3 separate regions of the Homo sapiens genome follow, and all the other regions are linked to region 1. Evidence: chromatin contacts called from ENCODE Hi-C or POLR2A ChIA-PET data. All regions are on one chromosome and are shown on one strand. Each heading gives the region's core, a stretch centred on a gene start or an enhancer-like site at or near the end of the contact. The rest is flanking DNA. Distances are from core to core; before and after follow the strand shown.

Region 1 (3,697 bases), core at 470-2,969:
GCACTAAAACAGGGTCATTTCTGACCCCAGGCCAGGGAGGAACATTTTTGACATGAACATACCTGCTAAACAGTGCATTTTAGGCCCCTATTCAGAGCTCCTCTGTCTCTTGGGCACATGGGAGCCAAGTGTCTAGTCCTTCAGTTGTTCCATGTTTAGGGGAAGCTGTGGGCAAAATAACCAAGTTACGGAGGACACCCACACAAGAGTGCAGAGGACTGGCTCTCTCCCAGATATGGCAACATGTGTCTTATTATCCTGCTGATGCTATGAAAATATTTACTTTGCGATTCCATCCCAAATGAAGAGCATGTTGCCACAGCAACCATCAAACCATGAACACTTCGCTAACGACTCCTGGTATCTTTCACTTTTTAAAATCTAATTTTCTGGGCATGAGATTGGCTAGAGAATGTTCCCAACATTTCCTCTGCACTGTGTCTCCACTTGGCAAAAACGCATCTATCATTCAGGGGCCATTTGCTCCTCCTCCAGGAAGTCACTTTGGCTGACATCCAGCTCGCTTGATTGGTAACGGAGTGTCCTTTCTACCCAGGTTCATTAAAATCCTCTTAGTTAGTTGGGATTTATTTATTTATTTAATCATTCATTCATTCATCATCCATCATTCATCCATCCATCCATCCACCCATCCACCCATCCATCCATCCATTTATTCATTCAACACGCATCTGCTGCTAGCAGTTGTAGTAGGCAACCCCCGCCCACCGAAAAACCCCACAAAACAAAATACAAGCATCTTCTCAGCACCTACTCTGTACCAGACCTTGTGTTGGGGTGCTAACATGAGAACACCAGAAAAACCAAACAAACTCAGTAACTACTCTCAAAAGGCTCAAAGACAAGTTGGGGAGACGTTAATCCAAACATGCATTTACAATCTGGGGTAAGGAAGACTTTAATAGGGCATGACACAGAAAAGGGTGTGGTCGACTCTGTTTTCTGGGTCTTCGGGAAGGTTCCCTAGAGAAAGGGGCAGCTAAACTCTCACTGATGGATGAGTAGGAGCTTCCAGAACAGCCTGCTTGAATAATGACCTCCAGACCTGCCACTGGCCCGATGGAGCTTTTATGCGAATTAGAAAGAAGAGTGACCTTTCTCTGGGTGCCTCTGTGCAGTCAATAACCTGCACAGCCCTACTGATAATCCTGCAGATCACTGTCTCCTCTGTCATCGCTGAGCACATGTTTCAGGCTTCCTTGTGCTCCTGAAACACAGAGGCCCACTTGGACTATATATGTGGCTTAGGAGTTGTTTTTGCTGGTTTAGGCAGTGGCTCTCTGAGGACAGAGAGTACCTTTTCCATCTTTGCACCACTCAGGCCTTCATACAGAGTGGCACTCAAAACATTATTGGAATATTCCTAACGTCAGAGAGCTTCATATAACTTACAGTGGTTCCTAAGTGCCAGGCCAGCAACTCACTGCTTCAGAATCATTTGTGGAGGATTTAAAAAAATCAGCCAGAGAATGCTCCCTCCATTTCTTCTGCACTGTATCTCCACCTGGCAAAACCAAATCCGTCCTTCAGTAGCCATATATACTTGGTTCCTGATCTCCCTGGGAGATCTGATTCAGCCGGGCTGTGGTTGGGACTGAGGGTCCTGTGGTTTCTAAAGATAACTAATTCTTACGAGGCTATTACTAATGTCAGACACTGTTGTATTGTATATATCCTCTCAGTTAAGGCTCATGACAGTTCTATAAGGCAGATACTGCTATGATCCCAGAGTTTTTACAGAGCAGGAGGCAGATGCATGGCAATGTTACATGACCTGATTAGGGTCACCCAGCCAGTAAGTACTCAAGCCACAGTCTGCACCCAGGTGATCAGAACCCAGAGGACATTGGCTTCTGTACTATGTGATAACATTGGTCCCACGGTGGCAAAATCTGGGACATCTGCCAATACTAGATTAAAACGGTCATTGTGAGTCACATCCTTCAGGCTTTCCATGTTAGAGAGGGGAAGACTGAGTCCCAAAAGGGCAAACAGACTTGTCCAAAGTCGCCTATGAGTCAGCCGTGGCACTCCGACTGTGATGTCCTGAAGTCCCATTGTCCACCCCCCCAGAGCGATTCATTCCCACCGACTGTAGTCAAGTTAGTGATTAATAATAATAATGCCATGTGGGATCAGTGTTTGCTGTGACATGCTCCGTGTTCTTTCCCTTTTGGGCATTGTGCATTCTGAATTTCTAGATGTCCTTCAGAGAAATAACATAGACTTTCTTGAAAAAAAGCTGAAGACTGTGAGGCAATGGTTCTCAACTGGGGTAGGAGTGATTTTACCCCCCGCCCCCCACGCGCAGGGGACATCTGGCAATGTTGAGACATTTTGGTTGTCACAACTGTCCCAGGAGAGGGGAGTTTGCTACTCCCAGAGGATGCTGCTAAACATTCTACAATGGACAGGGCAGCCTCTCACTACCCAGTTCCAAATGGCCATGGTGCATGGGGGCAGCCCAGTTCCAAGGCAGCTTGGTTTCCCCTTCATCTGCGTCTCCAAAGGGAGGGAAAGTTAGAGGGCTGCAAAGATACGAGGTCTCATTTTACCAGTGTGCTTAGCCAGGGCTTCCTGGCCCATCATGTGCCCTCCCTGACTTCAGTTCTCTCATGGGTAAGGTGAGCCAGGTGGTACCTACCTCACTGGTCCTTTGAGGATCGGTGCTCCTGTACGCAGCATGTCCGAGGCCAGAGGGCACATTCAAAAGGCAGCCGTTCCTACTATAAATAGGACAGGAGGCCCTGAGTAGGCATCCCATCCACCTGTATCCAGGCCATTTGTCACCTGGGGTGGTGATCTGCTTGCCCTGCCATTTCCGCATCTCTTAAATGGGCCTAATGAGACAGTGCTCTCAGACTTGATAAGACAGTGATATGAAGCAACTGGCAGGGGAGCATTCAGTTAATTAATTGGTTCTAGAATGTAATTGTCTGCTTGCTGCTGTCACTATCCTGGGGTTGAGAGCTGAAGGGTAGGCACCGCCTGCTTCACCCCATGCCAAATGGACAGACAGATCCAATAGGTGGGGAAGGAGTGAGGGAGGAGGACTGGGAGGGACGGTGGGGCAGATGGAAGGGCTCGTCATCCCATCACACAGGGCCCAGGATGGAGGAAAGTCCTGCGGAGGCAGGTGGGGCGGGGTGGCAGGGATCAAACCTGCCACACTGTAATTTGGAAACAGTGCCCCAGGGAGGGATTTAGACACAGTCAGGCTGCTTTGTACAAATCACCCCCCTTCCCGGACAGCTGTCAGAATGAGTCCCGCATGAAGCCTGCTCTGTCCCTCCCCCAAGGGAAGGAAGGGGCAGGTGGGGGGCTGGAGGAGGGGCAGGGGCTCACAGGCCCTAAGCCAGGCCCTACACAAACATCGTCCCCTCCTTCCACACAACAACCCCGAGGGCCGGACTTGTAAGGCAGAAACTGCACTTAGGAAGCAGAGAGTAGTCGAATGCTGCAACTCCCCGGGGGAGAGTGGGCGTTGGAATTCAAGAAGCGTGTTTCCTCCACAGTGCACATCTAGCAGAGGGTCTCACACATAGTAGGTGCTCAATAAAAATGATGACGGCAAAAATGAAGGGCAAGCTTGAGGGAGAGCAGACAGGCAAAGGAAGAACAAAGAAAGCACAGGAACAAAAAAACACCAACGCAAAATGGAGAAACTCCCAGAATA
Region 2 (3,697 bases), core at 488-2,987, 320 kb before region 1:
GGGTGCATACCCTGTCCCACATCTCAAGCGCTCCTTAAGTGCTTTCTGGATTTCCCAGCTTCACTTTTAAAGGCAAATACCCCTCCTCTGAGGAAGGATGGGGGCTGGGAGGTAGCCTGGGACAGGTACTGAGGCTGTTTTTTCAAGTTGAGGTAAGAGTCACATGATGTACAATTGACCATTTTAAAGTGTACAATCAGTGGTTTTGGATCTATTCACAATGTCGTGCAGCCGTCACTCCTGTCTAAGTCCCGAGCATTTTCATCACCCCCCGAAGAAACTCTGTGCCCATTAGCCACCCCTCACACCCCTACTGGCTCCCCCCAGCCCCTGGCAACTGCTACTTTCTGTGTCCGTGGATTTGCCTCTTATGAACATTTCGTATCCATGGAGTCATGCCGTAGGTGGCTCCTTTCATCACTTTGGGCTTTTGCAGTAGCTTCAGATTTCTTGAGTTCCACCCTTGGGAAGGGCTCTGGGTTTGAGCTGCCCCGTGTGGAAACCTCTCCCAGTGTAGAAGGTGCTCTGGGAGCCCCAGAGAGGCCCTGTAGAGCTTGGGATTTGAAGCCCCTCTCCCGGCTGCCCCCCTCCCCTGCCTCAGTTGAGCCGGTCCCTGGAGCAGGTGGACTTCAGCAAGGTCACAATTGCTAATGAGACTCTGGGGAAACCTGTCCAGGGCGGCCTACCCCCTGACCCCTATGCAGGGAACAACGTGTGGTGTGTGACATCGCCTTTACAGACCCTGGTCTGAGCCCCACCTTGGACGTTTCCAGGAGAAGGGTGTGGCCAGATGCCTGTTTTCTACCTGCTCTGCAACGGTTCCTCCCACCACGGAGACAGAGTCAGCTTCTTAGCACCTGGGACAACCCTTACCAGGCCTCGAGCTGCTTCTGCTGGTTTCTCAGTAGTGATAAATGGTGCTGGCTGTGTCGTGGCCTCACCCAGAACCCAGGAACCAGAGCCTGGGTTTGGCCTTTGCAGCTTCCAATGGCTGGATTGAGCCCAGGGATCTCAGACTTCCGCCCACTATGTGGCCGTTGCTCTAGAGATCCCAGGACCCCTGGTCACTTACCCAGCTGCAGCCCTAGAGGGAAGCAGAGCATTGCGGGCTTCGGGGACACAACTGGGTTCCAGTCTCAGATCTCCCTAAGCCTCAGTTTTCCCCCAGTGGAATGTGGATCTTTTCTGAGCGAGGTGGCTGTCATGATGATGGATGACCCAGAGCCCTCGGTGGTCTGCAGGGAAGGCCTACATAGGGATTTGAGACCACCAGTGGACAGGATCAAATGCAGTGTCCAGTGCTGGAAGGTTCAGGCTAGGGCAGGCTTCCAGGAGGAGGCAGGTCCTGACCTTCCTTGAGGGATGGCACTAAATCTAGCATGGCCTTCCCCTCAGCATCTGAGGCTGAAACTGTTTACTGGTTCCTCAGCCACATCCTTCCAGGGCTATCCCCAGCTCAGAAATACCCTGGGCCCGAGGCCTCACCTAGTATGAGGTCTTTGTTGGTTCAGGGGGTTCCGAGCAGTGTTGGTGTTAGCTTTGACCTCTTGACAGGACACTGACAGCTTGCAATCCCTAAGCAGGGGGTCTTCTTAAATGCCCTGATGCCTTGATCCTGGATAACCCATGTTTTAGAGAAACCAGGGCTACAGAGAAAGAGCCCTGGTTCTGGGGCCAGACAGCTGGGGTTTGGATGGGGCTGCTGATGTCTGCAGTTTTCTGCAGTCACGCCATCAGTTTCCTGGTCTGTGCAATGGGTATTCTAAGCCCCAGTTCCCGTCAGTGTGTTAGGAAGTTCAGTCCAATGAAGACTGACAGGCTCCTGGCTCCTGGTGGCTTGCAGGGTCCTGTGGCTCTCCTTGCGATGGGGGAATCCACGTGGGGGCCCTGGAGTGGGCAGACTCCCACCCGTGCAGACCTGTGCTGGGCCTCCCTGGCAAAGCCGGCTGGGCCCAGCTGCCCATCCTCTTGTTGACGTTTCCTTTTTGTCTCTCTGATGCTTCCCTGCTCAATTATTTACCCAGGGAATTTGGGCTTCTTCACTTGTGGTTTTGGCAAGGGCTTCACACAAATGTTTTGCCCTGGTGGTCTCTTAGCCATTTAAGATAAACGGCTAAATCAAATGCAGGCCTTGCTGTGGAGCTGAGCGAGCTGTGGGGCTGGGCAGAGGCGGGGCCGGCCCTGGCCCTGTGTCCTTGCTGTCACATGGCGGGAGGCCTCCCAAGCCAGGCCGAGACGTTAGGAGGGGGTGAGCAGCGCCAGGGTTTTCTTGGGGTGTGGTAGGGGGGTGTGAAAGCCTTCTGAAGGGCATTGCGTTTTGGGTGCAGCACGCTCAGTGCTTGGGGCTGGAGAGAGCCCCCAGCTGGTGGTCTGCCAGACAGGAGGCTAACAGAGCCCAGACACCTGGAGGCGGACCCAAGGCTGGAGGCGGACCCAAGGTGTCCCGGGCCTGTAGGAACAGCCCATCCTGATACAGCAAACAGGGGAGGCTGTGAGCTTCCCAGCTCTTCCAGGGAGGGGTAGCCCGAAGTTTTGGAAACAAATCCCCAAATGGAACCTATTTGATTGCTCCAGAGGCCCCCACGTGGGGGGTCCTTCCTGAGAGTGGGTCCTCACAGCCCCCGTTCACCCAGCCCCCTGCACCAGGCCCCCAGAGGCGGGGTCCTGCCTCCCCGACAGCCCAGCCTGGCAGCTGTGGAAACCGGGCCCTCCCCAGTGCCCCCTGCCCACCTCCCCGAGCCCATTCCCTCGCCTGTGTCCCGATTGCCTTCCCTGCAGGGCCTGGCACCCCGGGGGCCTCCCACCCCCGAAGGGTGGCCTGAGCAGAGCCCCACGCCCCGAGCCCCGTCCCACCCCGTGCCCCTCACACAGTCCAGGGCCCGACTGACCAGTCTTTTCTATTGTTTTTTCTCCAGGGCCGTGCAGGCCTGCCCAGCTGCCAGCGGTGGCCCCCATAGCTGCCTCCTCCCACCCTCACTCATCCGTGATCACTTCACCTCTGCGTGCCCTGGGCGCTCTCCCGCCCTGCCTCCCCCTGCCGTGCTGCAGCGCGCGCCCGGTCTCGGGTGACGGGACTCAGGGTGAGGGTCAGACGGAGGCTCCCTTTGGATGCCAGTGTCAGTTGTCAGGTAACAGACGACGCCGCGGTGGGGGGCGGGCCCCCGGGATGGCGGGGTGTGCCATGGGCAGCGCTGGAGCAAGGTGGGGACCCAGGGAGGAAGGGCAGCTCCCACCCAGAAGGCTTTTTGGGGTGCCAGGGGAAGTGGTAAAGAATGTTCGCTGAACTATGAGCCAGGGCCCGGTGCCCCTCGGTCAGGAGTCCCCCACGGTGCCCCCACCCGTTCTGAGAGTCTTGCTCCCAGAATGCATTCCCCAGCCTCCCAATCCCGCTTCTTTGGGTTGTTTAGCGACAGCTTAATTGGATAACACTTAACATCTGAGGTTTTCTTCGGCCCTTGCCACTGCCACCCCCTCCCCCACCCCAGACAATCCCCTGCCCCGCCAAGACCAGGCTAGGGGAAGATTCCTTGGTTGACTGTGTACATTGCTGGAGCCGTCCAAAATGCTGAGTTTCTCTTTGGGAGAATGTGTTGCCCATTAGCTTTGAAAAAGAAAAAAAGTGGCTCAAAAGGAGCCTCTTAAAAAGCTGTGGCCACGAGAGGGAGTGAAACACTGTGAGGTGTGTGAGGGGTGGGGG
Region 3 (3,697 bases), core at 779-3,278, 280 kb before region 1:
GGGGCTGTGAGGAGGGAGGACAGGTGTCCAGGTGGTCGCCCTGTCACCTGCCCTGAGCTTCCTGATATTTCGTCTTCTCCATCATGTTTGGGAGAATTCATGTGTGGGGTCATGCACGTTTCTCACGACATTCCCATTCCTTGCAAAATCACTGAATTTGCCATTTGCTTTGGGCCCATATTGTCTGGCAGAAACCATTGAAACCCCCAGTACCCCCATTCATATTGACAAGCATTGGGGCCAATAAAATGGCCGGATCTCATTGGCTGGAGCACTGCTTTGGGATGGCTGCAGAGAAGGGGGAGAAATAAAATCCTTCAGATTGGTCAGCCTGCTTTTCAAACAGGAGTCTACAAACGCATTTTAGATTTGGGGTTTTAAAAAGACAGATCCCTTCTGAAATTTGGCCAGAAATGATTTGAAACAAAATGATCACAGACTTGATGAAAAAGAGGTGCTATCAAACCCTCTTCATGGTCTGGACCAGAACTTCTGTTGGCAGTGGGGTTCGTTAGTGTGTGTGTTTGGCTGTTGGTTTCTCTATTTAGTTGCATGTATTCTTATTATCTTAGATTTGGCTTTAATCATTTATTTCATTTTTTTAGAAGGGAAACTTTTTTTTCTTTCTCCAGAAAAAAGAGGTAAGAGGATTGGGAGGAGGGTCTCTCCTCTGCAGCCGGAATCCGAGTTCTCCGGCATGTTGTACCAAGTTGATGGCTATTATTCCCCCAGAAAATAATGTCCCCTTTTTTTTTTAAACTTCCTTTTAACATTCTGCCCTTGGCATCTGTTCTAGGCATTGTGGACGAACGTAGACTGTGTTCTGACAATGGGTTAAAGCAAGCACTTATTGAAAAGCATTCTCTACTTAATTACATTTCCTTCTTCTGGAAGCTATTTTAATTTTTTTTATAATCACATGTTAATTGTGTATTAGCGGGGCCTTTCTGATTAGTTGAAAACATAATGAAACCTTTGTAAACAACATAGGGAGAAAGAAAGAGGAGTGTGCGAACAGACAGTGGTGATGAGCCAGTTGTAAGAGGCCGAAATCACTACGTTTCTTGATGCCAGGGAGGGGCTGAAATTGTACCTGGAAGGCCCCTTTTGAATGACGACTACTTGGTGGCAGTGGCTGACCACGGTGGCTGATCAGTGACAGAGAGGGGTTTGGGGATTTGTTCATGAGCGGTCCCATCTCATCTTAGCCCCTCTTAGCCCCATCCTGCTGTCTTGCACTCACTTATTCACTCATTCATTCATTCACTTATTCACTTATTCACTAATTTACTCATTCATTCATTCACTCTTTTATCCATTCATTCACTCATTCATTCATTCATTCATTCATTCACTCATTTACATTTTGATCATTAAATAGCATTCTCTATTGAGCACTGACCAGAGGCAGGACTCTTCCATGCACGCTCTGGAATCTTTCCACATCCTCAATACAGGTGTCACTCGCATTTATGGATAAGGAACTTGGAGCTCAGAGTTGAGCTCACTCATTCATGTTCAGCCAAGGCTAGGAAGCAGGAGAATCAGATCTTTCTGGCCCACAGCCCCAGCCCCAGTGTGGTTCCCAAGTTGCCATGTCCCTTCCCATCCAAACTTCAGCCGGTCTGGTACACCTGGTACCTGGCAGGACAGCAGGAGGGTAGAGGAGGCAGCGGGGCTGGGCCTGGGTGTGTGTGGCGAGGACGAGGTGAAAGGTAGCGCGCTGTGGTCTCCAGAACGTGCCGGCATTGTTTTATTTTCTGCCTTCTAACGAGAGCCACGTTTCTTGATTGAAAGCACCAGCCCCAGTTTACAGTCCCTATTGTGGCGAGCGGGGCCCCGAAAGCCCTGCTCTGTTCCCCATTTAAAGGGCTGGGCTTACAGGGGTTTTGCAGTTCCCAGGCTGTTATTAGGGAAGCGTGGCTGGGGCGCTTAAAATGAAAGTGCTACTGTATGCGAGAGCCAGGTTCACCGTGTGCGCTCCAAGGAAACGCTGCCAAGACAGTATTATGAACAGCCGCCAAGCAAAACACACGCATTCCGTCCAGTGGAGCCAGCACTGCTGCAAATAGAGGAAAAATTGACTTTCTGATTTGGAGTGTTTCTACAACTAAGAAGAATCACTCCAGTGATTGTTCTAAAAATATTCCGGAGCTAGCACGTTCTTGAAGGCCTCGGGATTCTGAGCGTCCCTTAATTGTACTTTTTATGTAATCTCTCTGGATCGTGTTTTTTAAAAAAATCACTTAAGCTTGCGTGGTCATCCTCCTCCCCCCGTCACCCCACATAAGTGTTGATGCTGCGTGAAAGAGTGGCATACGCAGCAGAAATTGTATTTTTATCTCTTTGACTTCAGGAAGTATATATTTGTTTTTCATCTCCTGCAGCCGCTGTTGCAGGGCTCACAGCTGAGCCACCAAATCTAGGGCAGCCCCTGACATCCCTGCCTTAGTGGCCAAGCCCAGCTCTGGAGGGAAGTCACTCGGAGCATTTTTTTTTTTTTGGTGGAGGGCTGCGGGCAGGGGGGTGCTGACAAATGCAGTCCCCCTGCCCCCTCTGCCATTTCAGGCTGCCTTCCCCCTTCACGAGGCTCGGAGCTCCCTAGGAGCCCCAGATTCTCAGCTCCAGGCAACTCTGGAATTCAAATGATTTCTACAATGATGAAATTGACTGGGATTCCACAGTTTCTTTATTGCCAGAGAAGTAGATGGTGTGGGCCCCTCCTCTTCTCTCTGTCTTTTCAATTCTCTCCACCTCTTTCTCCCTTTCCCACTCTCTTCCTGACTCCCCACTTTCTCTTTCAGTCTATTTTTTTTTTTTTAGATTTAGGTGCGGTCCCCACAAGGAAGCCAGTGTTTAAGTTGACGGGTGTGGCCCAGGGCTGCCCACTTTTGGGACAGTTGCTATGTGGACTGGCTCATCCTTTGTTGGGGAGATGTCCTGTGCATCGTAGATGTGCAGTGGCATCCCTGGCCTCTCCCCACTAGATGCCAGTAGCACCCCAAAGCCCAAGCCCCTTCAGTCTTGACAATCACAAATATCTCCAAATATTGCCGCAGGTTTCCTGGAGGGGCAAAACAACCCTCAGTTGAGAACCACTGTCCTAGGCTGTTTTTTTCTAACTGACAACAACCTGGAAAAGGCCTGGGGGAATATTAGTATCTATTTTGAGGTTCAAGAATAACCAATAATAAAAGAGTGGAATCAAAGGCCTTCCTTGAAAATTGGGACTGAATTCCCATTGTTAGATTTTACCCCCAAAGCATATTTTAAAAAGAAGTAACAGGATGACCCTAATTTGAGGGTGACCCCCCCCGTGTGGCCGAAGCGGGCGGTGGGAGTGGAGGTGGTGAGCTGTCTGTCACAGTCGCACCTGTAGGAGTTGGAATGGCCAGGTAGGTCAGACATCTGTACCTTCAAACAGTCGAGCAGTTTTTCTCTGAAATATTTGCCATGCCGAGCTTTAGAACAATTCTTCTTTCTAGAATTAGCTTACTGATAGCCTTATTGGTGAATGGATGCTTTTGAGAAATTTGCCAGTGGTTTTGGCAGTGTGTGTTGGAACTTTCTCAGTTTTACTGCCCTTCCTCCCTCCTTTCCTTCCTTCCTCTTCCCTCCTTCCCTTAGAGATTTTTTTCCCCATTGTTAGGAATGGGACTTCACTAAAAAAACAAAACAAAACAAAGGCACAGACAAG

What was found. A loop is a pair of places that touch in the nucleus more often than their neighbours do. ChIA-PET counts read pairs that join two places held with the same protein, here RNA polymerase II (POLR2A). Pooled maps may share reads with other maps.
Region 2: a loop to region 1 is called in a map of thyroid gland, with 2.6 times the contacts of the local background. The contact joins two enhancer-like sites. A Hi-C loop is called at or near these places in 2 of 168 maps with a recorded cell type or tissue (HAP-1 and thyroid gland). POLR2A ChIA-PET finds 5 or more read pairs at or near these places in 1 of 52 experiments (A549).
Region 3: a map of MCF 10A shows a loop between it and region 1 (4-fold over the local background). The contact joins two enhancer-like sites. A Hi-C loop is called at or near these places in 1 of 168 maps with a recorded cell type or tissue (MCF 10A) and 1 of 50 pooled maps. POLR2A ChIA-PET finds 5 or more read pairs at or near these places in 2 of 52 experiments (CD8-positive, alpha-beta T cell and naive thymus-derived CD4-positive, alpha-beta T cell).

Annotation. Positions count from the first base shown.
Region 1 is chr14:98,907,738-98,911,434 of GRCh38, reverse strand. No RefSeq gene overlaps it. Among named protein-coding and RNA genes, the nearest start is that of LINC02914, 200 kb to the right of the region's middle. Within about 2 kb of position 1,719, at least 2 of the 41 ENCODE cell types and tissues checked have a DNase peak (open chromatin) inside an H3K27ac peak, as active enhancers do.
Region 2 is chr14:99,230,776-99,234,472 of GRCh38, reverse strand. It overlaps BCL11B (BCL11 transcription factor B), which reads left to right. Exons shown (of 4, transcript NM_138576.4): 3 at 2,916-3,128. Among named protein-coding and RNA genes, the nearest start is that of BCL11B, 40 kb to the left of the region's middle. Within about 2 kb of position 1,737, at least 7 of the 41 ENCODE cell types and tissues checked have a DNase peak (open chromatin) inside an H3K27ac peak, as active enhancers do.
Region 3 is chr14:99,190,527-99,194,223 of GRCh38, reverse strand. The region is part of intron 3 of BCL11B (BCL11 transcription factor B); the gene reads left to right. Among named protein-coding and RNA genes, the nearest start is that of BCL11B, 80 kb to the left of the region's middle. RefSeq lists an enhancer at 1,733-2,294. Within about 2 kb of position 2,028, at least 15 of the 41 ENCODE cell types and tissues checked have a DNase peak (open chromatin) inside an H3K27ac peak, as active enhancers do.